Regions from separate parts of the Mus musculus genome. Here all the other regions are linked to region 5. Evidence: chromatin loops called from intact Hi-C (ENCODE). Cell type or tissue: left cerebral cortex. All regions are shown on one strand.

Region 1 (4,000 bases), 430 kb after region 5:
TGTGTGTATTTGCACATATGTGTCTAAGCACCTGTGGAGGCCAGAGGTGGATGGTGGATCCTTGGATCCTTTCTATCACTCTCCATCTTCCTTTCTGAGTCAGCATTTCTCACTGCACCGGGAACTCACTGACTCATCAACGATAGCTGGCCATCAAGCTCCAGATAGTCTCCTGTCTCTACATCTTCAGCACTAGAATTGGAGGTGCACACCAACATGCTCAGTTTTTTTACATGGGTGCTTGGGACCCAAAGTTAGGTCTCATGCTTGCATGGTGCGCTGGCTAGTTTTATGTCAATTTGACACAAGCTACAGTCATCTGAGAAGAGGGAAACATGATGGAGAAATGCCTCCATAAGATCACATTATAGGCAAGCCTGTGGAGCATTTTCTTAATTAATGATTGTTGTGTGTGTGTTGGGGGGGGGGCGTATTCCAGCCCATTTCAGGTGATGCCATCCCTGGGCTGATGGTTCTGGGTCCTATAAGAAAGCAGGTTGAGGTAACCATGATGAACAGGGCAGTAAGCAACATCCCTCCATGGTCTCACCCTCGGCTCCTGCCTCCAGGTTCCTGCCCTGCTTGAGTTCCTGTCCTGACTTCCTTTGATGATGAACTGTGATGTTGAAGCATAGCCATTTCTTCCCAAGTTGATTTCATCATGGTGTTCTATCACAGCAACAGCAACCCCAACTGAAACACATGACAAGCACTGACGAAGCCACCTCCTCAACTCCCATTCATTTCATTTTGTTGCTGATTAACATTCCAATTTAGAAATGCATTCACAAAAGATTTTGCTTGGAAAAAATAACCAAAGACTCTATTGCCTTAGAATTAGATTAAAAGAAATGTCCAAGAACTGTGTCAGAGATAAAACTAGGGTAAAGGGGAACCTTGGTGTGAAGGAATGGACAGAGACAGCACAAGGCTTCTTGAAGATAGTGTATATTGGTAGAAGATGGATTGTGGATGCAGATAGTGAGTATTGGTAGAAGATAGATTGTAGATGCAGATAGTGTGTATTGGTAGAAGATGAATCATGGATACAGATAGAGTGTATGGACAAACGATGGATCATGGATGCAGATAGAGCGTATTGATAGAGGGTGGATTGTGGATACAGATAGTGTGTATTGGTAGAGAGTTGACTGTGGTTACAAATAGTGTGTATTTATAGACGGTGGATTATGGATGCAGATAGTATGCATTTGTAGAAGATAGATTGTGGATTGGCCATGAATACAAGAGTCACAACATTCTCCTAATGTCTTCTTATTGAAGCACAGGCCAGCTGCCTGTTTCCCAAGTACAGGGCCTGAGCACACCCCCTACTCCATGATATCTGAGCTTCCTACTAATCAGAGGTTAAGAAAAATAATAATAATTAAAGTCCTGTATCTCTTGACTGTATGGACGCCACAAAATTCCATCCTGCAGATACCCACATAAGTGAGTGAAGAAGAAAAGCTAGGTCCCCATATTCAGGGAATGAGGGAAACGGATGAGTGGGCAGAATAATGGGTCACAGATCTTGTAAAGAAGTTGGAGCTGCTGCTGCAAAGCTCAAGCTATGTTTAACTAGGTGCTGAGCTCTTGTAGAAGGACTGTTTGCATCAGACTCAATCCAAACCTTTCCCCAAGATCTCCTGCAACAAAACTAGACTGGTGCTGGTTAACACAGGAAAATACTTGGGCAGTCTGTCCTCTAGTCATCTACTACTGCCGGATCTTTAGCGCCACCTCGTGATATGCTTCTCAATCGGGCTGCTTCACAGAGGGAACCCAAATGTCTTGGTTTAAAGCTGCAAGGATTAAAGCTTTCCTCTTAAGGTGCAAGATAAGAGACTCTGTGGTAATGAACAAATCGAGAGCTTTAGGATTAATGTCAGAGAATTTGAAGTCACACAACTTAATCTCAGCAATTACACGCACAATTAGCAGCAGGATTTTATATGTGTACAAATCGTTGTGGAATTTTGGACATGAGCAATTTTGGACAGCGAGGCCAAGATCAAACGTTCAATCTATGCAAAGGCAATGAAGAGCCGAGAAGTCGGAAAGAGAATCTGACCCAGAATATAAGCCTTCATGAAATGGCCAAGGCCAAATGTCCAGTAAATTAGACAGGAGCCCCAACTTCGTGAAGTGTCTTTGGCTTTTTGGCAGTACTACTTCAGAGAAGCCCTTTCCCTTGCAGAGTTGTTGGGCTTTGCCAAAATGGCTTTGATAGTCTAAGGATGGGTCAGTCAGCTTTATTCTAGTCTGAATCCAGAAACTGTTCTTCCGAAGGTTTGGGTCACTGTCCTTCAGACAGTTCCTATAATGTGAAGGGAAGTTTATTATACTTGTTAAGCATACATAAAATATCTATAATGGTGACTCTTGTCTTCTTTATTTCCTGCAGAAGTTTATCTCCACTTCTATATCTTTTTTTGAAAAAATTTTTTAAATTTTTATCTGATGTGAATGCTTGTGTGCTGAAGGCATGTATGCATGCATGCAGGATCCCTCAGAGGTCAGAGTGGCAGATGATTGTGAGCTCTATATGGGTGCTGGGATCTGGACCTGGGTCCTCTGCAAGAGCAGTAAGTGTTCTTAACTGCTGAGACATCTCTCTGGCCCCCCCATATATTTTTAATTTTGGTGAGTGATTGCTAGTGGATTATAATTATGTTAATTGTACTATTAATAAAGGATATTCAAAATCTACTTTAACAAACATCTGGCTTGGAATTAAAAGGGGGAACTTGTATTTATTTGGCTACAGATGCAGACTAGGTGATTTGACATCTACTGATTTGTTTAATTGGAATGTTATGTTTATACCGATGAAGAAACAGACTCAGGAATTTTAAATGGCACCCTCAGGGTTGTACATTAAAGGAAGAAGCTGAAAATTAAATCTATGTTTCCTGTCTTAAAGTCTAGTAGTATTTTTATTGTACTGCATCAGTCCAATACAGTCAATGTGTCTGTATTACTCTCAATTTTAACAGTACATAGAACACTATATACTGTACCAGACTTCCTTTTGCAAATTCACCATGCTCACCTGCATAGCAGACTTACACTGAGTTCTAAAAGAAAGCATGGATTTAGTCTCATGGTCCTCAAGCTCATGAAATTATTGCTGTTGCTGCTGGTGGTGGTAGTTATGCTGCTGCAATTACTGGTGTGTGTGTGTGTGTGTGTGTGTGTGTGTGTGTGTGTGTGTGTGTGCTAACTTTCCTCTGAAATAGTCCTCTATAAAAAAAAAAAATACTGCAAAGAATGCTGGCCTACAAGGTAGTGTGCTGGAGTCTTACTGGAGAGGTGCAGACTCTGAAAGGTGGAGTGTTAATTGAACAAACATACAATCTTCTGAAGTAAGACTTCCACACACTTGCCAAAATAGTTCTGTGGGCTCTGAGGCTTTGTTGCTGGACTAAGCAGCCTTGAACTGGACAATTCAAGATGCTTACAATGAGATTTGGAAGGAATGGTACCTAAGAGTGTGTGAGAGCACAGCAGACTTGTCAGTTGTGTTTCCCTGTGTCATCCACCCTAAGCCAGTGGAGTCAGTGCTCTGTCATTGGAATATGGCTTAAATCTTGGTACCACAGCTTAGTGGTGGTGTGGTGGGGAACTCTTTCAGAGGCAGGGCTAAAATCAAGGTAATTAAGTATGTGTTTCTACCCTCATAAATATATTAATGCTGCCTTTCAGGAATGAGTTAAATTTCTGCAAGGAGTGAATTAGTTCCCATGGAATCAAGTTGTTTAAAAGGGAGCCTAGCACCTCAGCATCACCTTGCTTCCTTGCTCACACACATGCCTTTTCTGCCAGGAACTCTTTTCTCTTCCATTTCTCTGCCATGTTGTGATTCAGCCACAGGGGCCTATCACAAGATGCTGGTGCTATTAGTAAGAAATTGTTTGGACTTTAGTGCTACCAGAACCAGCATGAGCTCAGTAAAGGTGTGTGTGTGTGTGTGTGTGTGTGTGTGTGTATCTGTATG
Region 2 (4,000 bases), 520 kb after region 5:
TTAAAAATTGTACTACCACCAGTGCAATCTCAGACTCCTTGTCTGTTTATGACACTTTGTAATATAGTCTGATGTACTTCTAGTATACCCGGTTTCTGTACATTCAGTAATATACTGCTTCATTTTTCTGTGCATTCCCTTCAGTGAAATGTAAGTTCTTTGTGGGCAAAATTCCTTCTGTGTTAACCCAAATATTCTGAGGGCTGATGAAATGTGGCTGACTCTTAGTAGGTAGTTGGATGAAATGTGAAATGTAGATTCTGAGCGGTCATTATGTCAGAACAATGTGTTTTGTAATTCCTAGTTGAGAGATACAGCTGTGCTTTAGTGGTACCTTTGAAACTCAGGCAGTGGCTCACAGAGGCTTGTGTATGCTCTCCTGGGCCTACAAGTTGTGAACTTCCCCAAGAAGGCCATACAGAAGTGTTGGGATTGCTTAACTGAAGGCTAGGCTGGTGCTGCTTGCTAATGACTAGCAGGAAACTGAGGAGGGGGACAGGATTCATGACTCTTTTCATAGCACTTTCTTCTGCATCAGGCTTTCAGAGCTTTGTATGGATAGAACCATCAAGTTTTGCAACCGTTATTGGGAAATAAGTAGGTTGCTATTGTCTGCTCCAGTTGCATTTAGAACATTTTAGAGAACCCAGACACCTGTGGGCGACAGCTTCATTAGCCCAATTTCCAAGTCTTAACATTCCCATTCTTAATCTTTCTAGAGCAAAGAGGATTTTATGAACATTTGCATTGAACCTGACACTGTCAGCAAAGGAGATTTCATAATCATAGGGTAAGTGCCTGGTCTGTAGGAAATGGGGCTTCATCAAGGAACTGGTGTCCTCAAACCTTTCTATCCAGAGTGTGCTGTCTGTCTAAGATGGAGACCTGCCAACGGCCTTGTCTGTCTGGGAATTCTGGCCTTCTTTTTTAGAATGGAGCTGGCATGTGTACTTTTGCCCTCTCTGCTCATTTTGGGAAGAACAGAACGTTAACAGTCTGCCTTTCCATTGAAATGAAAGAATTCGGTGTTTCAGGCCGTGCTAAGGACTATCTATAGTCTCAGGGAGCTTGATTGCCTCCTCACTGGCTCTGGAACTCTAAGGCAGTTGACTTGTCTGAGTCCTTTCTCATCTGTAAAATGGAAGGTTATCATCATGTCTACTACCTGAGGACTACTTGTCAGTCTCAAGGAGGCTTTTGACATTGAGTAGCACTTCCCGGCGACTTTTACTGCGCATGCTATTCACCTTGTTTTCCCATTCCCAGAACATCAAGGACAAACTTGAAAGGACACTGAATATCTACTTGGACATTTCCTAGGCTTCCCCTTTTCTAATACAGTAGACTCTTCCAAGTCCTGCCTGATTTGTTAACTCCTGCCTTGGCTGGAATTTCATTGGCTGAGTATTCTGTAAACTCTCCAGACATCCTCAAAGTATCTAAGGAGCTGTATGTTCGTTCCCATGCCAACCCGTAATCTGCTCAGCCTCCTTTGCTTTGTCCTGGTGCTCCCTCTTGTGCCCAATTTAGGGATTGGACATTGCTCCTGCAGCAACTGTGTCTCCATGGCTGCATCATTATCTATTCCAGCATTGGCTGCAGCACACTTTTCATTAGTCTGTGTTGTTCTCGCCTTTGATACAAATTCTTCAGATACTGAATGGTCCCTTCTGCAGCCTTTGATTACTCTCGCTGTATGGGAAAAGGAAGAAGGAAAAAAAGCCTGTCCCTTCCACAGTGTGCATAAATCGCACAGTATCTTAAGTGCGTCTAGCTAATGGGAGCAGCCATATTCAAATCTCCTTTATAAAACTGACACCCAAACCAAAAAAACCCACTGTATCAATTAATTAAATGGTATTATGTTCAGCATTCTTTAAGCAAGTTTCCCTTTGGTCCTTAAGAGAAGTAAATTTGTGCAATGCATGCATCCACTAAATATCTCAATGAAACCTGATGAAGCTGGTTCTGAAACTCTGATGACAAATTCATACATGAAAAAATTGCTACTTCAAAATAACAAAAGATTTTTTTTTGAGACAAAGTCTCTTATAGCCCATGCTTGCCTTTAACTCCCCAAGTAGCTCAGGCTGGATTTAAACTTCTCCCTCTATCCTTTTCTCTCTTTTTGTATTTACCATAATTAACTAAATGGAGTACATGTGTGTTGAGGTCTCGCATGTTTGTGTCTGATTGCTTTACTCCAAGGCTACTTAGCAAAGGTAAGTGTGCTAAGGAGGCTGTTATCTATGGAGAGTGATGAGAAAATAGCTAAGACTATTTATAAGGGTAAAAGCATTATCTACCCTAAAGCAGAATAAATTGCCCTTCATAAAGGATCACAAGGACCAAGGAACAGAACTTTGATGCTTTCCTCAAATGACTGAATTACATCTTAATTTTTACATTTGAGATGCACAACTAGATAGATAGATGTAGAACCATTTTAAAATTAAGAAAATTGAGAGAAACTTCATGGCAGCTTTATGCAGTTCTCACTCCACAGCAAGTCAGTCAGTCTCGTAGAATGTACCCCAACACTGGTTAGAATCCCAGGGAGACTTGTTCACTGAGCCCTGGTCTCCGCACTCTGCCTTTCTTGCCCTCATCGGTGGGCTTTTCTGAGGTCTATTGCAGTTGCCATCAAAGATTCCAACCTTGCTTTTTCTTATACTAATAGAAGTAAGAAGGTGAGAGACCCTGGCCTGCGTGCAGCTGGCACCGAGTGCCTCCAAGCCAGCCACTGTACTCTGGTTCTTCCTGAGGTAAGATGGACCACAAGCTGTTTTGAGTTGATTTGTCTTTTTCTCCATTTTCTTCCTCTTTCCATATTAACGCCTACCATTTAGGTCCCTTCTGTTTAACAACTCGTTATCAGGTCTGAGTTAAAGGAGACCAGAAAAGAAAGGCAAACGCTTCCATGCTACTGATTTGGAGCAGGCCTCTGAGGCTTAGCGTCTCTAGGCCAAGGTTCTCCCTCGAAGTGATCCTTAGGTCCCTAACCTTTGCTTCTTCATGCCAGGAATGCAGAAGATGTTTATGATAGTATTATCTGAAGAATCTTCCATTTGGTGGGTATCGGGTTTTATCTTTCCTGTAAAGTATGCTATAGAGTACCATTCTTAGAATAACAACTTTTGTAAATAGGAATAAAGAAGTGGCGGTACTTGAATTGAAGGTAACTTGACTGCTGCGGCCCCAGGTCAGATTTACTCAGGCCTCTAAAGAGTTATGGCCATGCTGTTGCTGTACTGCATTGAAACTGTAGGCAAATGCAAGGTGTTGACATGTGTGGCCAACATAATTTCATGGAGCAAATGCTGAATTGAATGAGCTATGGCAGGACTGCACAGGGTCTAATGATACTAGTGTTGGCACATCCAAGTCTGAAGACCCTGAGTCTCAGGGAATAATGAAAATGAATCAGTGGACACAAAGTACCTCTCAGGAGTATCAGCTGCTTTTGCTAAGGAGACTTATTGTCTCTGGCCCTATAATCAATTTATTTTTTCCATAGTGGATATCCTGATTATGTTCTTTGACAATTTCATGTATCTATAATATGTAAATGCTCTTGCCTTCTGATAAATGTTTTAAAATTCTAATATTATTCAAGCTCCAAAGTGTTTCTTGAGATAGAAGGTTTCAAAGGAAAACCCCTCTCTGTGGACTAGAGAGTTGATGCTTCCAGAACCAGTCAGGACTGAGAGGTTTTTGTTAGGCTGAGTCCTCTGCAGACGCTTCCTCATCCAGTAAGGTCCCAGTTGTGCTCAGTACTCGCCTCTCTCTAGGGAACTGAGGGCTCCTTCAGCATTGACAGCGAGGAGTACGAAGCCATGCCGGTGGAGGTCAAACTACTGCCCAGAAAGCTGCGGTTCTTCTGTGATCCGAGGAAGAGAGAGCAAATGCTGCCGAGCACATCCCAGTGAGCGACAGCGTGGCGGGCACTCCCAGGCTGCACTGCAAGCCACCAGTGGGACCACATGGGGGATGTGTGTGC
Region 3 (4,000 bases), 60 kb before region 5:
CACACACACACACACACACACACACACACACACACACACACACACACACGATGTACTTTTTAAAAAAGCTTCAAAAATTGCATTCGTTTATTTTGTGCTGGTATGTATGTATGTATATATGGACACACATGTGCTACAATACACAGGTGGAGGTATGAGGACATTTAATCGTCCCTAGTCATTAGGGTTGACTGCAGTGTCTTTGTCCATTGAGCCATCTCACTGGTCTGTTAAACTTTAAGTATAAACAACACATAAATAAACCAACAGAGGTCAGTTGTGGCCTTCAAACCTGGCACTTCAAAGCACAGGCTAGTGGTTCTCTGTGCGTTCAAGACCAGTCTTGTTCTAAGTGAAATTTTAGGCAAGCCAGGGCTACATGGTGAGACCCTGTCTCACCACAAAAACACAGGCTAAAATGCCTGCTTTCTGTAACTGGTCCTAGGGCGGATGCATTGCTACCTCCCTTCTCCCTTCTTTAACTTAAAAAAAAAAAAAAAAGAAGAGGCTGGAAAGATGGCTTAGCAGTTTAGGTGCTTGTCACCAGGCCTGCCATCTGACTGTGATCTCTGGGACTCCCCTAAGGTGACCTCTGCATGCCTGAGCACACACACATACATGTAAAGGGCTATTTAAAAATTTAGGACGTTTTGAGATTTCAGTATGCTTTCCTAAAGGATTTCAATTTTATGAAAGAATATAACCTTTTAAATTATATAACATTAAGTCAAATGATTTACATGCCAATTAGATTTCAATTCACATAAAATTATCCTAGGAGTTACACAATAGGGTAAAAATTAAAAACAAACAAACAAAAGTTATTTGTGGGTGGGTCTGTGTGACTATGTTCCCAGGGAGGCAAGATGGAGAGGGTTCCCCTAGACCAGTAGTTCTCAATCTTCCTAATGCGGCGTTCCTTTAATACAGTTCCTTATGTCGTGCTGACCCCTCTACCATAAAATTATTTCATTTCTACTTCATAACTGCAGTTCTGCTATTGTTATGAATTTATGAATTGTAATGTAAATATCTGATATGCAGGATATCTGATATGTGACTCACAGGTTGAGAACCTCTGCCCTATAATGGTGTTATACGTGGTTGTGAGTTATCTGACTAGAAACTCAACCTGGATCCTGCAAGAGCAATATGCTCTATTAACTACTGAGCCATCTCTTCAGCCTCACAAATTAGTTCCTTTGAAATATCATGTTTCTTTAAATGTGAATGAAAGAAAAATACAGGTGAAAATAACCGTTGAAAATGAGAAGCAAAACCAAATTACTTAAATATGTCAAGCAAAACACATAAAGCCCACATCTGAAAATTCAGAACTCTTTTTTCCCCTTTTGGCATAAAAAGATAAGTTTATCTTTCTCATGGATCTATTTATTTAAAATGCTTGCAGGTACACTTGTGTGGGTATAAGTGTAGGTCAATTATCAACATCAGGAGTACAATTTACCTTATTATTTGAGTTTCGACTGACAAGGAAAGCTGAAGGCATAGTGCCTGCCTAATCACGACCCAAGGAATGCATACGAGTTGTTACTGAGAAGCAACGTGCTCAGAGCATTTAAAAACTGGTACCAATTATTTTACTGGGTCACAGGGCATGAACCCCTCCGAACAGATAACTTTATTTTTTTTTTTTTGTTCAGCATGCACAACTCATACTCTCCGCTGTCTGATTCGCGCACTCCTCCGGCGCTGGAAGCTGTAGTAGAGTCATTCATTTTCCCAAGCATCATCTAAACTGCATTTTAAATAACAATCAACAAATATCGCCGGCGCATCCCACACAAAACTGAGTGCGAGGGCGGGCTCACTAGGAGAAAGGAAGTGCGTTTTTGGTTTGTTCAGTTCCCCACAGGATAAGGGGAAAGCCTCGGGTGTTTGTGGGGTACACGTGGAAGCTCCAGGAAGGCCCCTAACTGACTCGACTGGATCTGGCAATTCCACCAGGTTAGGGACCCGGGTCCGCCCGCACCGCCGCCGCCCTCTGCTGTGACCCCAGCGCTCCGCTTGCCTTACCTGCTCCTGACCTCGCGCACGCGCGTCCCCGGAAGGCCCGCCCCCCTTTACTTGCTTCCCAGCTCCAGAGAGCAGGAGAGAGGCGGAAGCTTGATGGCTAGAGCGGAGTCGGCGGACAACCCGGAACTACTCTCACTCCCTGGGGGCGGGACCTCGGGCGACACCTAGCGGCCGCGCTCGCTCTGAGCCCAGGGCCTCCGCCCGCGAGGAAAGCCGGGTTGTGTGGGTGTGGTTCTGAGAGTGGGGGAGCCTTGGCTATCCAGGAAGGTTCTAGAGGGACCACACGCATCATTTTGTCGAGAATAGCCAGAGCTGAGTCCCTCCTCGCTGAAGCTCCTTGCTCTGTGATAATAGAATGAAATGCAGTATTTTTCCTTTGTCTTCACGTTTCATTTTTCTTTTCATTAGAGCTTATGCTCTTTGCGTTCCAAAGATACTTGATGCTAGCTCAGAGTCTTTCTGACCGTGTTGGGTTCCTATCAATCAAGGAGTTGAGCTGTGGTTCTCTTTTCGGGGTACAGGGATAGAACTCTTGGATAGGAGATAGACAGGAGCAGTAACACAGAGAAATTGTGTTTTGGAAGATAGCCTAAGTTCTGCTTCTCTTTGTACATTTGGATAAGCTAGTGTAAAACTCTGTCCCCAGCCTTTTTCTTTTCTTTTCTTTTTTTGTTTTGTTTTGTTTGTTGAGACAGGGTTTCTCTATGTAGCATTGGCTGTCTTGGAACTCACCGTGTAGACCAGGCTGGCCTCAAACTCAGAGACCCATCTGCCTCTGCCTCCTGAGTGCTGGGATTAAAGGTACACACCTGGGCCGTCAATCCCAGACTCAAACTTTTATGATAAACTCTCAATTGTTTTTTAAAAGCAAGATGTCTTAATTGTGGAGCAAGAAAATATCGTAACGGACAGTATGAGATCAATCATGAGATCTTGAGCAATCTCAAAAGAAATCAGATATGTGGGCCAAGAAAACTGCAGCTTTATCTGCGCAGCTGTGTCAGCTGCGGGTCAGAGTGCCCTTTACCGTTGACTGTCCTTGGGAATGAAGATAGGTTGCTCATACCGCATCAACAACTAAGGTACCGGGGTATTTGCCTACGTGTGCACCAGTGAAGGGTCAGCATCCTGCAGAGACCATGACTTCATTACGATATTATTTTCATTGTGGGCTTGGCCAGGATAAGCTTTTCTAGAGGATCCTGAGAAGAAATATCCTTCAAAAGTGATCTGACCCACCGTGACTTAGGAAAGAAAAAGGCTCGCCCTACTCTATCACTATGACACCCACTTTATAAATGTAAGAATTAAAAAAAAAATACGACGGGGAATCTACTGTGCTCTTGCCCTTCTCTTTGGAACAGCTCACTCCTTGAAATCTTCGCTTGCTTTGTTAGATAAACTGCTTACACTGTGTGTCTCCTCTGAATTTCTTCCTTGAAAAAACAAGAGCTGAGAGACCGCCTCTCATAAAAAAGGCATGTCTCCTCGGCAAGCCTTTCACTGACAACAGAAACACTATCAGTATTTCGCTCCTTGCAAAATCTGCTTTCAATAGAGCCACCTTTTATAGGGATTACTATACAGTGCCTATTGAGTGCTTGGTAGGTCGATTGAGAAACGAGTGCTTATTTTCTGAGCATTAATCAAAGTCTTACATAAATACAGTAAAATAGATTTTAGAATTGAGGCAAGTCAGCAGCAAGTTCTATATCTAGAGGAGGGCATTCAATTGACATTGTCTTTGCTCCTATAGAATTTGTGTTTGCCAAGTTTTAATATGTTATCAACTCACATTATAGTATGCAATCTTATTAACATTTACACCAAGGCTGTTAAAGTCCTATGCATAACTACAGCCACCTACCCCAGTGTCCTAGGCGGCAACAGTCCTTGGAGAACTTTCACTTGTGTTTTCTGTTTCTGGAGGTTTGGGTTGTTTTTAAACCAATGTTTTATAAAC
Region 4 (4,000 bases), 270 kb after region 5:
ACCCCTCCCTCATGCTAACCCACCAGACAGTACTTAATTCCCCAGGGGAAGTTTAGGTCATTTATATCGACACCCATTATCATGTGTGTATAGATTTCAGAGAATTTCCTATCTCTGTTTTCAATAGTTTAGCCCTTCTTTCTCCAGATCAATTTGTTGTCAGCTGTAAGACTCACCATCAGTTTTAAAGATGCTAAATATCACTCTGCTAGCAGCCCTTGCTAAGAAGCCACCTCTTCCCTTTAGGCTTCCCTGAACAGAAAGCAACGTGAGAGATTGAGAGAAACTTGTTATTATATTTGTTCCCTAAGCCAGGTCATTATTCACCCTCCTCTCTTTCCCTTGTCTCTTCTCTTCCTCTTTCTCCCTCCTTTCTTCCTCAACCCCCAAATCCGGGACCTTGAACATTCATTCTAGACAAAACACTCTACCACTGAGCCATACTCTCAGACTAAATTAGCTTTTTTATACAACACCCCCCCCAAGTCCTACCCTGTATCCTCAACCCTATGACATCTCATTAACTCAATTAAAGTCAGTTAAATAGGAAACTTTTATTTATGACTAAGAGCTTATGCTCCTTTTATCGATATTAATACTTCCTTTTTAAAAATAGAATTCTTTGTAGTTAGATGTGAGGGTTCCCTTGTTTGAACTATGTGGCTTTTTCATTAATAGGGAAACATTCAATGCATAGGCATCCATCAAAACAACTAGTTTTATGAATATTAGGTCTTAAGAAGTTACAGTTTAGACTAGTCACCAACACATGTAGAACCAAAATTTTAAGAGCCTTAATAATAAATCTTAGCTGTCCAGTCTTTCACATACGTGCATATACGCATACTTACGCACATGTCCTTGGGCAACCCATTCATTGTGACGATGCCTGACTTAGCAGCCAGCTTTAAGAGGATACGCTAGAGTTTGAAAGGAAAAGGACTGCAAGAAATTAGGAGATTCTGCCATATAGAATCCCAGAGCTTTGCATTAGTGTGTAAAATCAAAGGCTTTGCAGCACTTTATCCAGGATCTGTTTCACTTGTGATCTCTTCTCTCTCTCCTGACTGTTGCAGAGCATCTCTGGCCTTAGTGCTTTCTTCTTACTGCTTTTGCCCTACCAGCTTGCTGCCCTCCTTGTGGCTGAGCCTTGCATAATTAATGTACCCAATGTTGTATATGGAATTTCTCTTCATCATCGTCTTGTAGTAATTACTATGCTATCGCCCAGCCTCCCATATTTACACTGTGCTAACCTGAACTCCAGTCTCTCCTAATTGACCCATTATCACCAATTCAGTTGTTAGCTTACTCTAACCACAATGACTATAAAAGTTATACTAATAAACCACTTTTAGAAAGGCTGTGGATATATTTTAGCTCACAGTGGCTTATATCCACTTATGCTAGGCACCAGCAGCCATTTCTCTAGGTCTACCCTACAGTTCCATTGAATACTGGATGCATTTTTAATAAACAGTCTTCAGAATTGGTGGCTATTTATAGAAGAAGGCTATATATTTTGGACTGTTTCTTTCTTGAGTTCCTTCAGAACTGTTGAGTATATGTCACCGCACTTTGACAATTAATTTTATTTTATAAGTTTAATTTTGTGTCATGTTCACCACATTCATGGTAGCCACATGACCGTTGCTTCCTTTTGACAGGATAGGTTGGGGACAGTAAACTCGATAGATCCTTGAAGATGGTTATGATTGATGACAGCCAGCCGTGCCAATCCCACGGGCATCCGATAGCTTTTCCTTTTTCCAGCCTCCCACACATCTTGGGGCATCCATGGAACTGCCACGGAAAGCAAGAGGAAAGGAGACACCTTCTGGAAGCTCTGGGCAGCAATTTTGATTCTGCATAAAAGCCTAGATTTCCCAGGAAGGAAAAGTCTTTCCTCTGTCCTTCCCTTCCTGCTCTGCGTGTGAGTGTAGACTTGTCCAGTGTAGACTTGTTGTCTGCAGCTGCTGTGCCACGCCTGTCATCTGAGTGTGATCAGACAGTGCGAGCAACATAATGCTGACCCTGCTTCCTGGCATTCTTGTGCTCCTCTACTAACTGTACTAATCCCCTTTAGACTTAGTGTGGGATAGCATGAACCAGCTCCTCGTGGGTCAGATTTCTGATACTTGTAGTTGAACACGTTTTTGATGGACTTGGGCTTAAAATGCTGTGTTTGACCACATTTTTTTTTTCAATCTGGGATTTAGGTTAGACTCAAGCTTTGGTCTTTAGATGTAGTTATAAGCAAGAATCAAGCAGTTTAAAGGGGTTGGGGAACCAAAATGTCAACTAATCCTCCTCGATAGGAAGAAAGGTGCACAGTTGACTCTTCAGCCCTGCAAGGGCACCCAGGGGAGATACCACCAACCACCATAGGCAGTTCAGCTAGACAGGCCTAAAAGAAGAGGAACGGCCAAGGGCCAGAGATTCAGGCAGAGAGAATGGAAGAAGAGGTTAAAAGGCATTAAACTGGGGAAGGCATGGGGGTATCTCACAGACATTTTCTAGGCCAGAATAAGGTACTATTTTAAGGGAAGTAGCTGGGTATGTGTTCTTGAACCATGTTGCTAGGTCTGGAATGATTGTGGCAGTCACTGGCTGGTCTACCAAAGCCACATCTCTGGGTTTCGCTTGTGTACCTGTGTGTGTGCCATGTGGCTGTTTGTCTCCACCATCCTCTTAGGACTTAGCATGAGGGAGCAGGACATGAGGAGTAACCCAACTAAAGTGTCAAGCAACTTGGAGACTATTTTGGAAAAACAGTACTAAGAAAACATTTGCATGAGAGCATCCTGAACCTTTGTGCCCATGACAGATCCTGGGAAGACCAGGAGAGTGGTCAGGCTGAGCTAAGACTAGAAAATCCCTCTACAAGTCTGGACTTGCTGAGATGTGTAGCTTCCAGTGCAAAGACATTGTATGTTTTAAAAGAATGACTTATCAATGTTTAAAACAAGGAGATTTTTGCATAAATCCTCATGATCTGTCTTCTATTACAAAGACAGCCATCTTGGCATTAGTAGGCTTGCATTTCTGCATGGCAGGGTGGCCCTTGTTGTGCAGCCTGTCCTATGCTCTCTCTGGCTTGCTATTGTCACCTCCTTTATTACCTCCATGACACCAAGGGTAAGACTTGGTTCATCACCAGTCTTAACAGTGTTGTTCTCTCATAATAGAGCCTGTCTTTCTAAAGAGTGGGAAAAATGAAAGAATAGATTGAGTAGGCTGTATGTTTCTTACACTAGGCTCACTTCATCATTAAAATTAGCTGCCTACCCGCACTTGTAGGCCTTAGAATTTGCAAACCTGACTCTAACTGGTACAGTCCACAGATGGAAATTTGTCTTCATGCCACCTTCAGACTCATTCTTCTTAGGAGAGAGAAGGTGAGAAGGTTGATCATTCTTACAAGCGCTCAGCATCTTCAGTGCATGGGAATGGCTAAATTAATTCCGCTTTCTAGACCCTTTGCTGCAAGACAGCTAGTCTGACAAATGTCATTACTAATTAGTCCACACCGAGTTAGGGGAGGGACTCGCTATCTGCTGATCGTAATTACTGCTTTTCATTAGGGCTGTAGATTAAGACATGCCAGGTGATCTCTGCCCAGCACAGAGGCAGTCTTGATTGACAGGAGGAGGGCCTTTATTTTCAACTGACCACTAAGCCTCTGTCAGGGCCATTTGCCAGGACAAAAGGCATTCGGTTCCAGGACAAGGGTATAAACATATGGACATAAACATGTGATGAAAGGGATCTGTTTTGGTTTTAAAATGCACACACACACACACACACACACACACACACACACACGATGCTTCCAGCCTGATCATCTCTCATGTTGTACAATAAAATGCTGTCCCCAGGATACCTATAAAACTGCTGCTTTCTTCTTCAATTCTCCCCTAAGTGTGAAAGCTTAACACGTGTGCAATTTTTTAAAAGACCTATTAATTAGTCAGACTGTTAATTTGTCCACTAAAATAAA
Region 5 (4,000 bases):
TGGAGATCAAGTGGCTTCGTGATGGCTGATATCAACTATGAGAAGGATGTCTATGTGAGAGATGGGTTAGATACCACCCCTGGGTCTCCCGAAGGCAAAAAAAGAGTAAGAGCCAATGTCTGGAACATAGGGATCTAGGGTAGGGTTCAGTATAAAGAAGAACTGTAACCATCCAGTCATGGAGCAGGCTGCTCGCGCCGAGATTTGCCTTTTCCATCATGTCAGGTGTGTGAGCAGACGCTGGTCATTCACTTTCTGGGATACTTTCTCAAGAATCACACATCATTTTATGTTTGACTCTGGAGTCAATTCTGACTTCAGGGCAGTATTATTATGAGCAGGAAGAAACACACAAAAGAGTGATGCTGTAGCTAACAGGGAAGAGAAATTTGAGGCTAGATCCTGCACTTAAAAAGAGTAGATCATAGTTGGGTGTGGTAGCCCACACCTGTAATCCCACCACCTGTTAGGTTATGGCAGGAGGACTGTAAGTTCCAGGCCAGCCCATGCAATTTAATGACAGATTGTCTCAAAAAATAAACTTGAAAAAAAGATGTGTGTGTGTGTGTGTGTGTGTGTGTGTGTGTGTGTGTGTGTGACTTGGATGTGGTGGATTGAATAAGAATGGACCCATAGATTCACATATTTGAATGCTTAGTCATTAGGGAGTGGCACTACTTGAGAGAGATTAGGAGGTGTGGCTTTGTAGGAGTTCATGGAAGTGTGTCACTAGGGGCTGGTTTTGAGGTTTCAAAAGCCCAAGCCAGTCCAATGGCTCTGTCTTCCTGCTGCCTATGGTTCCGAATGCAGAGCTCTATTGTGATAATGGACTAAACCCATGAAACTGTTAAGCATGTCCCAAATCACTTTCTCTTATTAAGAGTTGCCTAGGTCATGGTGTCTCTTCCACCACAATGGAACATGAAGACAGGGGAGGTGGAATACCTTCCTAGACTGCACAACAGTTTGGCTCCCAGTCAAGCACACACACAAAGATAACAACTAGGACGACAACAGCAACATCAACACAAGAAGCAATGCTGTCTAGGTGATCAGCTTCTTAGCCCTAAGCATCAGTATCATCTCCAATATGATATATGGTGGCTCAAAACAATCACACTTAAAAGGAGGGTACCAACCAACAAACATCTTTTGTAGGATTTTTGGGTTTTCACCAAGGACAACAACTTCAAAATGGTATATTAGTGATATCCAGGAAAGAGGAGGGCAGTACCCCACATTGGCTCCCTTCCTAAGCTGGGCCTAGGACAGCACTGAGGGCCACAGGATAGCAGGCAAATCTTTGAAAGTAGGCCAAAGGCCGTGGAAAAAGTTAAAGAGTTGACCAAGAGGGGAGCAAGAGTGGATTGTGGGTGGGTTGTGGGGGAGGGGTGCTGAAAGAGGAGCATGCGTGCTTTTCTGCCTGGGCACTGCCAGTGATCCTTGAGCTGGCTTAAAGACCCGAGAGGGAACCAAGAGACCCAAGCTGTAGAGATAATCTTGCTTTGACTTCCCACTGACCTTGTCAGTTCAGTTTCCCTTCTATTGTCATATGCAGGTACCCTACTAGGTGAAAAGCACTCCCACTTAGCTTTAGGGGTAGAAATAGCTTTAGTAGTGTTTGCATGTATGCCAAATGTATCCCTATTTTCAAGGACACAAATAGAATTGAGAAAAAGATAAGGAGAAGACACCCTGGCCAAAGTCGCTCAGCTTTATCAGGGCATCCCAGGGACCTCTGAGGATGATGTGGACTAGCAGGTGCCTGTAACTTCTAGACCAGCCGAGCATCATCTAAGAACCAAGTAGGTAATCCTAATGACTTCTCTTCACGAAGTAAATCCCCTTATAGAATTCAAGACTGAAAAACAAGGCACGCCCCTCCCCCACTAGATGGCACTGAAACGCCTTGTTCGCGATTTTCAAAATGCAGGGAGGAAAAAAAAAAAAAAAGACAAAAAGAATATGGTGGAGGTGCGTTCCTTTCGACTCACAAGTCCTGCTGTGCAAAGCTGGGTCCCTAGGGCACTCTCTTTTCCCCAGGGCAGCTCTTTATCCCTCAGTGGGGAACCCCGACTTTGGAGAGAGGGTGAAAACCGAAGGGTGAGCTTTAGAATGAAACCCCTAGTATGTGAAGCTGGATGGGAGGCTCCCAGCTTTGCGGCTCTGCTTCACGTGAGAGAAGCAGGGGGCGGGGTAGGGTGGGGATGGATCCTCTAGCTGGGGCCCACCTCTTCAAGGTCTGGAGTCTCGGTCCCACCTCAAAGAGGCCCTGCGGAGGCTAAATCCAGCGGTCATAGGGAAATCACGACAAACCCTATACCGAGGTTGCCTATAACTTCCTCTCCTCCAAAATCAACTGCCCTCTCACCCCACAGCGGCTCTCTTCTGGTCTTGAACGGATCAGTTAGTTGTCCCCTTTTCTTGCCGAAGAGTAAGGACAGGTGTGTGTGTGTGTGTGTGTGTGTGTGTGTGTGTGTGTGTGTGTATGTGTTGGGGTGTCGGCCGCTGGCTCACGGCTGCTCTCTGCTCAGTTCCAGGTAGAAACGCCAGTAGCTAGCAAGGTAGTGCTTATAGCTTTCTGGGGAAAAACAAAGATCAAACGAATAGGAGACACTAGAGGCGGAAACCGAGGTGCAGGGGTTCTCCCAGAGCCGGTTAAAGACCGTTCTCTAAGCATTTTCTTCTTTAAAGAACTGTGGCGAATTTAAGGGACTTTTCCACGGTCAAAAGAGAAACGGGAGACGTAGGCACCAACACTAAATTTATAATAATACACGTAAACATGCTACATATATGTATATGTGCATTAATATGGATGTGGTGGAGCCCATACCTACCTAGACACCATTGACTTGCCTGGCCAAAGAACAAGGCTCAGACATTTCGTGCCTGGAAAATGGTGTGGTTTAACTTTAAGAAGGCTAGAAAAATAAGAGATGAGGCTCACGTTGCACGGATGACATCACTAGCTTTTGGCTGCGCGCTCCGTGTTCTCGGCTGTGGGTTTTAGCCAAGGCTGCAGCGCCTGGAGGCCGAGCGAGTGACAGCGGCTTTCTCGGGCGCCCACACCCGGGCAATGCGATTTCTGGAGCCCCTGGGGTGCAGCTTGGGCTCTCGCTCCTCTCGGGCGTCGCCTGAGCCTGAGAGGCCCGGAAGCCTCTGCAGCTCGAGGAGGTAGGGAGGTGAAGCCGAGGCGCCCAGGCTCCCCCACCCCTCTATCCCCCGCCCCATTCACCCCAGTGCGGGGAGCCGGATCGCGGGACGCTGAGGCCGGGACGGGATATTCCACACGAGGCCGAGGGATCCCTAGTCTCGGCACCCGGGTGGGCTGAGAAGAAAATGGTGCAATCTGAGAGCGGCTGACCCCAGCTGGTTAGAGCAAGCGGTGCTGGAGTGCTTGGGCTCAGGTGGCGAAGGGGGCGGGTTGCTTCGAGCAGCCGGGCTCCGGGTTTTCTTCGTGCTCGCAGCATTTTCTCAGCACCTGGGCATCTCGCACGCGGGGCTGCGGAAGGCCAGGTGAAGTGGAGCAGAAGGGATATTGGAGAGGGCCGGGTGCACACACTCCAGGAAGAAGAAGGCGCTGGAGAGAGCCGCATGACACCGGGGAGGCTGGCGGCTGGGCGGGCAGCTCGCCACCCCTGAGCGACCTGTCCATGGTGTTGAAGGAGCTCCGAGCGCTCCGGGTGCGCCCTCCTCTGTGCAGTCCGTCCCTAACGCCCGTCAGCTGCCGCCCAGTCTCTGCAAACCCCGGGCCCTGAACAGTCGCGTAACGCCGCCCGAGTGTCCCCGCTGTCCAAAAGCGGAGCTGTCTTAATGGGGAGGCCAGAGGCAGGCCATCCGGGAGCTCGCGGGCAAAGGCTGGTAGAGACCATGCGTCTGCGGGCAGCTCGCTTCTGAGAGCACCCGTGGGGTCGGCAGGAGTCAAGGACCTAGTGGTGATCAGAGGACTCAGGCTTTGAAAAGACCCAACCTGGAAAAGAACAGTTCTGGGCACGCG
Region 6 (4,000 bases), 520 kb after region 5:
CCTCTTCAGGAATCCCGACTTTAAAGAGAAGACAGAAAAGGCTACCCTGAGAGAAACAGGAAGACAATAGAGCAGTGGCTTTTAAGTGAGCAGATAGATGGCTGTGTTTTCATATACCCAGAGCAGGGGAGGGAGGAGCAGGAAGTGAAGAGAAAGGAGACAGAGAAGATGACTGAGTTGGCTAAGCACATACACAGACAGGATAGGATCCAGGGTTCCTGCACGGGGGAAGGGCTTCCTTTGTCACTGAGACAGTAGAGAAGCAGCAGTTAGGACCAAATGAAAGTGACATTGGAGAGAACTAGGACGTTCTCCCTGATATGCTTTGAAAACTGTTTGAAGCTATGCTTCTGAAAATGAAGCAGGAGGACAGGTGATAAAGGCGGCACAGAATATTTAACCATAAGAGTCTAGAGACTCTGCCAGAGCCTGAGGGTCTGTGATGTCGCTGATAGGCTCCTCTAACTGGTTTCTGTCTATACCTGCAGTATGATTCCCCCACTCTCCAATAAATGTTAAGCCCTGATTTAGGGATCCCTCCTTCCTTTACACACACACACACACACACACACACACACACAAATAATAATAATAACAATAGATAAAAATGTATCATAAAATATCTTGTGTGAGAATGATGGGCTTTGAAGCATGAAGAGGCCTCAGGCTGGATTTGAATTCTGTCCTCTATATGGAGTCTGATACCAGCACTGAAGTAGGTGTTTGATGCAACTGATTTCATTACTTGTTTGTGTGCCATCGATAAATTGAGGGTAAGTTTAGCATAGGACCACTCTGCTCATTCATATTGATTTCTGTTCTTTGGATAAGTAAGTGTAAACAGTAGTTGTCAATTCAGTTTGTTTTTCTCTCTGTTGTATGTTAGGGAACATACACAATCACTATGTTCATGGTTTTTAAGGTAAGGTTTGAAGTCGTCATATTCCCAAGTGAGGAGAATTCTGCTCATTGAAGAGACAATTAAATTATTAGAATTCTGACCTTTGCAGAGCAAAGCCCCCTGTGTTAGGAATTATGTGTACATGATGAAAGCTGTTTTCTTCTTCATTAACAGGAATGGCCTCAGACTCATCAAGCCTCCATCTCTTACACGGGACCTAGAGAGAGACCTCCCATTGAGCCTGAAGAGACTCCTCCCAGGCCGTCTCTGTATAGGAGAATATTACGCAGGCTTGCCTCATTCTGGGCACAGCCACAGGATGGTGAGCAATGTGGTGACTAGATTCCAAGCCCTGTTCAGCTTAGAAGTGGCCTGGAGCAGACTCCCAGAATCAGTACTAGATAAGTTCCTGGTGAATTCAGACTCCTGGGTGCTGTCAGGACAGGCTTCAGTGTCTTGTGACTAAGCACCACCGTTCCTCGTCCTCTTTGTCACTGACATCTGTGCTAGTGAGCTGCTTTCACTTGAGGACGCTTTAGGCATAGAGAGAGAACCTGGTATTTATCCCTGCTTTACAGAAAAATGAAATAAAGAATAGAGTTGGACAAAGGGCTGGGGAAGCTGACTACCAGCAGCTCAGTAGTCTCCCTCCCTCTCTCTACCCCCCCCCCCCCCCCCCGTGTGTGTGTGTGTGTGTGTGTGTGTGTGTGTGTGTGTGTGTGAGAGAGAGAGAGAGGGAGCGGGCAGGGACAGAGAGAGAAGTGTCAGTAGAAACACTGACCCATGTCTGATGGATTCCCACAGCCTCCTCCCGAGAGGTAAGCCCTGAGGTCTGGAAAGATGTACAACTGTCCACCATTGAACTGTCCATCACAACCCGAAACACCCAACTTGACCTGATGGTAAGTGCACTCAGTTTTTAAAAAAATGAATTTGGTGTCTGGGGAAAAAGTGACAGGTGCTTTTCTTGCACTGATTCAGTATTTTTCTGTTTACTCTGTGGGCATAGAGATGAAAGGCTCAAGTAGAGGGAGGGGTGGTGTGCCTTTGAGGAACAATTGCACTGGGAAGTGGTAGCTGAGTGCATTGGGGCACAGGAGCTCACGGATCTCTGAACACACATTTTGTTCATGCGTGCCCGTGCATAGAGGCTCAGACCAGAAGACGATTTGTTTTCTATTTATACAAGTAATTTTCGTCTCCTGGGAAATATTTGCAGACACAACCAGCCCCCTTTACCTTTGGAAATAATTCCAGTTGAATTAATGAACTAAACTAAAAAATAATAAAACTACCTAAGTATTAAGTAACATTTAAGTGATTATTAGTAGAAACTTGAAAAGTACAAAGAATTTTTTCTAAACATGACACCTAAGGCAAATTTTATATTGATACATTCATCTACTTATTTAAAAAGATAAACTTGGGAATGACAGCTGGGGAGAATATTAGGATATGGCAGACCAGCAATTATTAGCTTTCCTTATCACAGTCTCCTAGAGTAAATCAATAAGGAATGAACAGGGACAATATTAAACAATGGGCCAAAGGCTAAAAATAGAAAATGCACAAAGGGAAACATTTTAGGAAAAATAGCTCATGTTTATTACATGGGAGTCACTGTCTAAGAATCTTACATGAATTAGCTATATTATTCTCAGATTTACACCGTGTGTGTGTATGAGCAAGACCGTTTAACTGCATTTCATACTAAGGGTAAAGAAAAAGTGTTAAGGAGCAGCAGCTGAGATAGTAACTACTGGGTGCCGAGTGTTACCCAGCCCGGCAGCACTCAGTGGTGGTGTGCATGGGGAGCTGGGCCCTCTCTTAGCCTTCATGAGGCTGTAAGCTGTAACTGTTTGTTTTCAGCTGTCGTGGCAGGGGTGCGGTGGTTTAGTTTGTGGGCACCAGCACTTACTGTCCACCGTCTTCCCTTACTTGACACAGAATTATGAAACCACCATGAAGGGATGAGGTTGAACAGTCCTCTGTTGGGAGAGATTTTTGAGAAGAAGATAACATTTCTATTACACACTCTCTTTATTCTCAGTCTGTGGTAACGCTGTATTTGCAGTGTTTGCTCCTGTTCTTTTGCCATTGTTCTTTTCTCCGAGGACTGAATCTCTGAATGCATTGCGTGCAGTGAGCCTGTGGTTGCAGCTCTCTCTAGATGAGCCACATTCAGGCCGCTGAATGCTCTTATCTTTGTGCTAATTACAAAGCTCTGTGACACTGCTTCTTATCTCTAGTCAGTTCTCTTTCCTTCACCACTCTGCCAGAGCAGATACAGTAAAATAGTCACATACTGTAGCTGTCATGTAATAGTTAAATATTTACTTATCATTAAAATAATATCTCCATAATAAGAAAACAGCTTTAGGATTGTGGAATTTCAGAAATTTAATGTCTCTTAAATAAGCATGTTTATTCTTTAGTAGCACAGTATATTAAATAGATTGAGTAAATAACTATTAATGCTTTAGTTTAAAGTAATATATAATCTTTATATTTACTAATGTGGCAAGATGCTCATCATATATTGCTGAGTGATTTTAAATGATTTTCATGAGATAGTTACTTCCATTGTTATTTTTAAAAAACTTGCCACCTATAATTGAGTTTTGTGAATAGCACAGGTAAAGGCTCCAATTTTATTTACTTATTCGAGTAGCCAATTAATCAGATCAGTTTATTGACTCTTTCCCCTAGAGATGGACAGATCATTGTGTGCTAGAAACTGAACTCAGCTCCTCGAGAGCAGCAACAAACACTCCTGAGCCGTCCCATCAGCCCCATGCTTTCTATAAATACTTGAGGGTGTTTATTAGGTTCCTCATAGAAGTTTTATACGGTTGCACTGTACACATACAACTTGAGGAAAAATGGCATTTCTATAGTATTGACCCTGTGGCATATCAACGTGATGTATCCCTTCCTTTACTGAGGGCTTCAATATCTCTCAAGGTGTTTTATGATTTTCTCTCTAGTATTTGTCTATTGCTAGGTATACTCATGGTTATCTTACTTTTGATACTATTATCAGTATAATCTCTTAAAACTTCATTTCTCTGACTGAAGAGACAGACATGTAATTGTGTG
Region 7 (4,000 bases), 180 kb after region 5:
GCAATACCTCTCCTGGGCATATATCCAGAAGATGCCCCAACTGGTAAGAAGGACACATGCTCCACTATGTTCATAGCAGCCTTATTTATAATAGGCAGAAGCTGGAAAGAACCCAGATGCCCCTCAACAGAGGAATGGATACAGAAAATGTGGTACATCTACACAATGGAGTACTACTCAGCTATTAAAAAGAATGAATTTATGAAATTCCTAGCCAAATGGATGGACCTGGAGGGCATCATCCTGAGTGAGGTAACACATTCACAAAGGAACTCACACAATATGCACTCACTGATAAGTGGATATTAGCCCCAAACCTAGGATACCCAAGATATAAGATACAATTTGCTAAACACATGAAACTCAAGAAGAATGAAGACTGAAGTGTGGACACTATGCCCCTCCTTAGAATTGGGAACAAAACACCCATGGAAGGAGTTACTGAGACAAAGTTTGGAGCTGAGATGAAAGGATGGACCATGTAGAGACTGCCATATCCAGGGATCCACCCCATAATCAGCATCCAAACGCTGACACCATTGCATACACTAGCAAGATTTTATTGAAAGGACCCAGATGTAGCTGTCTCTTGTGACACTATGCCGGGGTCTCCTTTCTATTCTAATATTCCTGCCCTAGGGCAGGGGCTGTCCACACTCATTGTGGGGCTCAATGAGCTCAATCTACAAATGCCTTCACAAACATGCCCAGAACTTGTCTCCTCCTAGGCGATTCTAGAACCTGTCAAGTTGGCAATCAGTGTCAACCGTTCTAGGAGGGGAGGCAAGGTTATGTTTGGTCTTGTTAGGCCACAGTCCTGCTTTTCCCTGCGGCTGTAAACTGGGCAGCACCACAGGTTCGGGCTCTTGATTGCGTCCTAATGCCCTGCTGGAATTCTAGGTGAGTGTTAAGACTTAACAGGTAGAAGTCAGAGCCATTGTTTGCAGGGAAAGTGGCAGATGGTGTGTTGGTAGAACTTCTGGTGGTGGGAAATAGGTCAGCCTAGACAGAGACCTATGGATGGATATGGATGGAAATCCCAAGCACAGGCATGGCCAGTCATACAGGGCTCTGCAGCTAATACATTAGGATGTGGGGTGGGGGTGGCACATCTCAAACTGAAAAAGTGCCTGGGAGCCGGGAATGAATGTGATTGCCATCATGACTTTCATAGTGAGGGGAGCTCCTGACCTGTCCTAGGCTCTCTGCCAGGTTCTCCAATTCCTACCATACCCAGAGCAGACACGAGTGCTGGAGATGCAGGCTCAGTGTACAACCTGCCTTTCTACTCTTCTCTCTTCTGTCAACCTAACAGCAGAAATGGCCTGTTTTGAGCGGCAACCTTCACAGAATTTTAGCCCTTTAAACCTGGAAGAAACCGCAGTAGGCTTTTAGCCTCTGATTCCAACTTAAGGTATTGTTGTCTTTAGTCTCACATGCTGCAGAAGCTGGAGGAGAGCCTTAGAGACTTAGGCTGCGGGAACCTCAAGGGAGCTAGCTCCGAGTGCATCCATTTCCCTCCCCTACTGTACAGACAAAGGAACCATACCCAGCACAGGGGTCGTCCAAGGAGAGAGGGTAGTAATACCCAAACTGGAATCAGTTTGCAAGCCAAAGGCTGTTTTGTACCGACACCAGAGCTTCAAGCCACCTTAAAAACACACACGCAGAGAAAAACAAACAGTCTCACCTAGTGAATCCATTGGATTTGCATACTTCTCTTGGGGTTCAGCAAATGCCCACATGCTCGGCTCTGGTTTTAAGTAGATACTGTAGAGAAATCACATCAGGTGCTCTCTTTCTCCCTCTGCTGGCTCTTGGTGCTGATTTTCTGAAACCGACACAGACATTTGGGCAAAGAAATGACTTCAAATAAAATGGAGGCATGCATGTGATTGCTTTAGAAATACTAGAGGAATCTATAGCTTTTTCTTCAAGAAGCAAAAATCAATCCAATGGGGGGGAAACATCTCTCCCTGTCTCTCTTGGTTTCTCTTGACTACACACAATGGCAAAGCAAAAAAAAAAAAAAAAAAGGAAAACTTGAAAAAAAAAGTTGACAGCATTTCTATGATTCAGCTAGCAATTTGCTGCGGTATCCAGGGAGACAGCTTCTCACATACATTAGCATAATGTGAAATGGCAGCTAGAACTGGAATTTACTGTCTAAGCAACTCAGCCTGAATAGCCGTGGACGACAATGCAATTTAAAGGAAATCCAAATATTAGGCTTAAGTGACTGATATAGCCCTGAAACTTCTTCATTTTCAGCATATGTGGTCCAGTGTGTTCCCTCCATCCTATTTGGCATTCTTGGGCAGTTGTTTGGGATGCAAGGTTAACAAAGAAAGATGTGTGGCTAGTTCAGATCTAATACAGCATCCAGCCAGCATCGGTTCACACTGCTCATTGCCACCTAAATACATTTTTCTTTCTTCATGATTTTTTTGGGGGGGGGATTTTCTGTTTTCATTGATATTCAAATGCTGATGTTTGTTCTTCCTGTCCCCCCCCCCCCCCCGCCGCCCTCTTTTTGACTTAAGAATGTATCTCTTGGCTTTCTAGTTATTGGTAACATGGAACCGCTGCAAATAGTAGGGGAAAGGGAGTGCGCTTTCTCTCTCTCTCTCTCTCTCTCTCTCTCTCTCTCTCTCTCTCTCTCTCTCTCTGTGTGTGTGTGTGTGTGTGTGTGTGTGTGTGTGTGTGTGTGTTTAGAGGGGGCTGATGATCCTGGGGAAGAATGTCCTCAAAGGAACACAATTCCAGAAGAACCTGGACACTATCACGGCCTTCTTACTGACCTTTGGCTCCTCTTTTCCCTTGTCCTCCTGTCTGCATAATGCTATTCCTGGGATTGAGGTTCAGGCTAAGTAGAATGGGACTATCACGTTGTTCAGGCAAGTGAGACCCATGGACATACTAGCAGTTTCCCAGGAACAATCTCCCACGTGATAGCCCATGATAGCCCTTCTTCACTACTACCCTGTGATTATGCAAGGCTTAAAAACACCTGAGTGACCTGGAGGCAGGGCCTTCCCTGTGTTACCTTTAGAGGTGGAAGGATATTAAAAGGCTGGGGTGAGAGAAGTTCCATCTGAATACATTCATTTGTAGTGCCAGCTGTTGTGACACCACTAAGACGAGTGGGTGTAGGGTAATGTTTAGGCTTTAGGGCTCACCTGTGATGGCAGGACATGAGCCAAGGATGTGGTAATTCAGGGTCCTGGACACTTAGTGCATAATGGAGACCATCAGCAGGGTCTCTCAGTGGCTTCTGTAGTGCGAGAGGAACAGACCCCAGACAGCAGCAGCAAGATCAAGCCTCCCCAGGAATCACTATTATTTTCCATAATTCCCTTGAAAGGCTCACAGCATGACTTAAGTCTAATATACTCATGGTTTTAGTTTATTACAGCTGAAGAATATAGAAAAAACTCTCTCCAGGTGTGAGATACATCGAGAAGAGCTCAGGAGATTCTAAATTTGGAGCCTCTAGGAGCCTTTAGTTTCTTCCCTTTTGGAGGAATAGAAAGCCACCCTGTCACAGCATCAGTATACCATGACATACATAGAGAGTAATGCCAATGAGAGAGGCCTGCATGTCCCTTGGTATCTTTTTTTCCCTTTTGTGTCAGGAGGGGGACTCTGTCCTATAGGCAAGCGTTATCCTAGTCTCTAGCCCTTTTAGAGCTTGATCTGACAGGACAATATCTAAAGTTCCGACTCTAAATCAATGGGTATGACCCAAGGTCCTCAGAATGCAGAGGCATTCCCATGAAGGGTCTCCTTCTTGGGCATAGATGTGTCCTCTCATCCTGGGAGAGGTTGATTCTTTATCATACAGCTTCTCTCTGATTGTCTGTGTCTTTCTTCTTTGAGACTCCTTTGCCAACTGCAGACATCTTCAGTTAAGCTGAGGTGTTCTGGAGCTGTGTGTGAGACAGTTGGTTATGGCGGAGGTGAGAGAACCACAATGGGGGAGGTGGGGGGAAAAGCTGTA

Evidence for each region. A loop is a pair of places that touch in the nucleus more often than their neighbours do. Peaks named below come from ENCODE experiments on the same cell type or tissue, not always from the same donor. Only the 100,000 strongest peaks of a DNase experiment are listed, where the experiment ranks them.
Region 1: it touches region 5 in a loop (7-fold over the local background); 9 of 42 quality-filtered maps call a loop at or near these places.
Region 2: a loop joins it to region 5, with 6 times the contacts of the local background. A loop is called at or near these places in 6 of 42 quality-filtered maps.
Region 3: a loop joins it to region 5, with 2.7 times the contacts of the local background. A loop is called at or near these places in 3 of 42 quality-filtered maps.
Region 4: a loop joins it to region 5, with 2.5 times the contacts of the local background. A loop is called at or near these places in 2 of 42 quality-filtered maps.
Region 6: a loop joins it to region 5, with 4 times the contacts of the local background. A loop is called at or near these places in 6 of 42 quality-filtered maps.
Region 7: it touches region 5 in a loop (2.8-fold over the local background); 7 of 42 quality-filtered maps call a loop at or near these places.

Annotation. Positions count from the first base shown.
Region 1 is chr6:40,301,847-40,305,846 of GRCm38, forward strand. No RefSeq gene overlaps it. Among named protein-coding and RNA genes, the nearest start is that of Agk, 22 kb to the right of the region's middle. In left cerebral cortex, a CTCF peak has its summit at 1,745 (motif pointing left); DNase peaks (open chromatin) are centred at 714 and 1,734.
Region 2 is chr6:40,391,934-40,395,933 of GRCm38, forward strand. Agk (acylglycerol kinase) reads left to right here. Exons shown (of 16, transcript NM_023538.2): 14 at 720-790; 15 at 2,681-2,765; 16 at 3,792-4,000. The coding sequence ends at 3,929. Among named protein-coding and RNA genes, the nearest start is that of Dennd11, 42 kb to the right of the region's middle. In left cerebral cortex, a CTCF peak has its summit at 1,521 (motif pointing left); a DNase peak (open chromatin) is centred at 1,481; H3K27ac peaks cover 361 bases.
Region 3 is chr6:39,808,827-39,812,826 of GRCm38, forward strand. Mrps33 (mitochondrial ribosomal protein S33) reads right to left here and starts at 2,110. Exons shown (of 3, transcript NM_010270.2): 1 at 2,038-2,110. In left cerebral cortex, a CTCF peak has its summit at 2,209 (motif pointing left); a DNase peak (open chromatin) is centred at 2,147; H3K4me3 peaks cover 1,642 bases; H3K27ac peaks cover 1,011 bases.
Region 4 is chr6:40,133,920-40,137,919 of GRCm38, forward strand. The region is part of intron 2 of Tmem178b (transmembrane protein 178B); the gene reads left to right. Among named protein-coding and RNA genes, the nearest start is that of Agk, 190 kb to the right of the region's middle. In left cerebral cortex, a CTCF peak has its summit at 1,846; a DNase peak (open chromatin) is centred at 1,880.
Region 5 is chr6:39,868,478-39,872,477 of GRCm38, forward strand. Tmem178b (transmembrane protein 178B) reads left to right here and starts at 2,959. Exons shown (of 4, transcript NM_001360978.1): 1 at 2,959-4,000. In left cerebral cortex, CTCF peaks have their summits at 1,898 (motif pointing right) and 3,042; DNase peaks (open chromatin) are centred at 1,923, 2,125, 2,986, 3,438 and 1 more place; H3K4me3 peaks cover 2,321 bases; H3K27ac peaks cover 2,572 bases.
Region 6 is chr6:40,385,739-40,389,738 of GRCm38, forward strand. Agk (acylglycerol kinase) reads left to right here. Exons shown (of 16, transcript NM_023538.2): 12 at 1,076-1,223; 13 at 1,706-1,803. Among named protein-coding and RNA genes, the nearest start is that of Dennd11, 48 kb to the right of the region's middle. In left cerebral cortex, no CTCF peak of the experiment used is centred here; no DNase peak of the experiment used is centred here.
Region 7 is chr6:40,047,932-40,051,931 of GRCm38, forward strand. All of the region lies in intron 2 of Tmem178b (transmembrane protein 178B), which reads left to right. Among named protein-coding and RNA genes, the nearest start is that of Tmem178b, 180 kb to the left of the region's middle. In left cerebral cortex, a CTCF peak has its summit at 1,812 (motif pointing left); DNase peaks (open chromatin) are centred at 1,233, 1,805, 2,103 and 3,971; H3K27ac peaks cover 580 bases.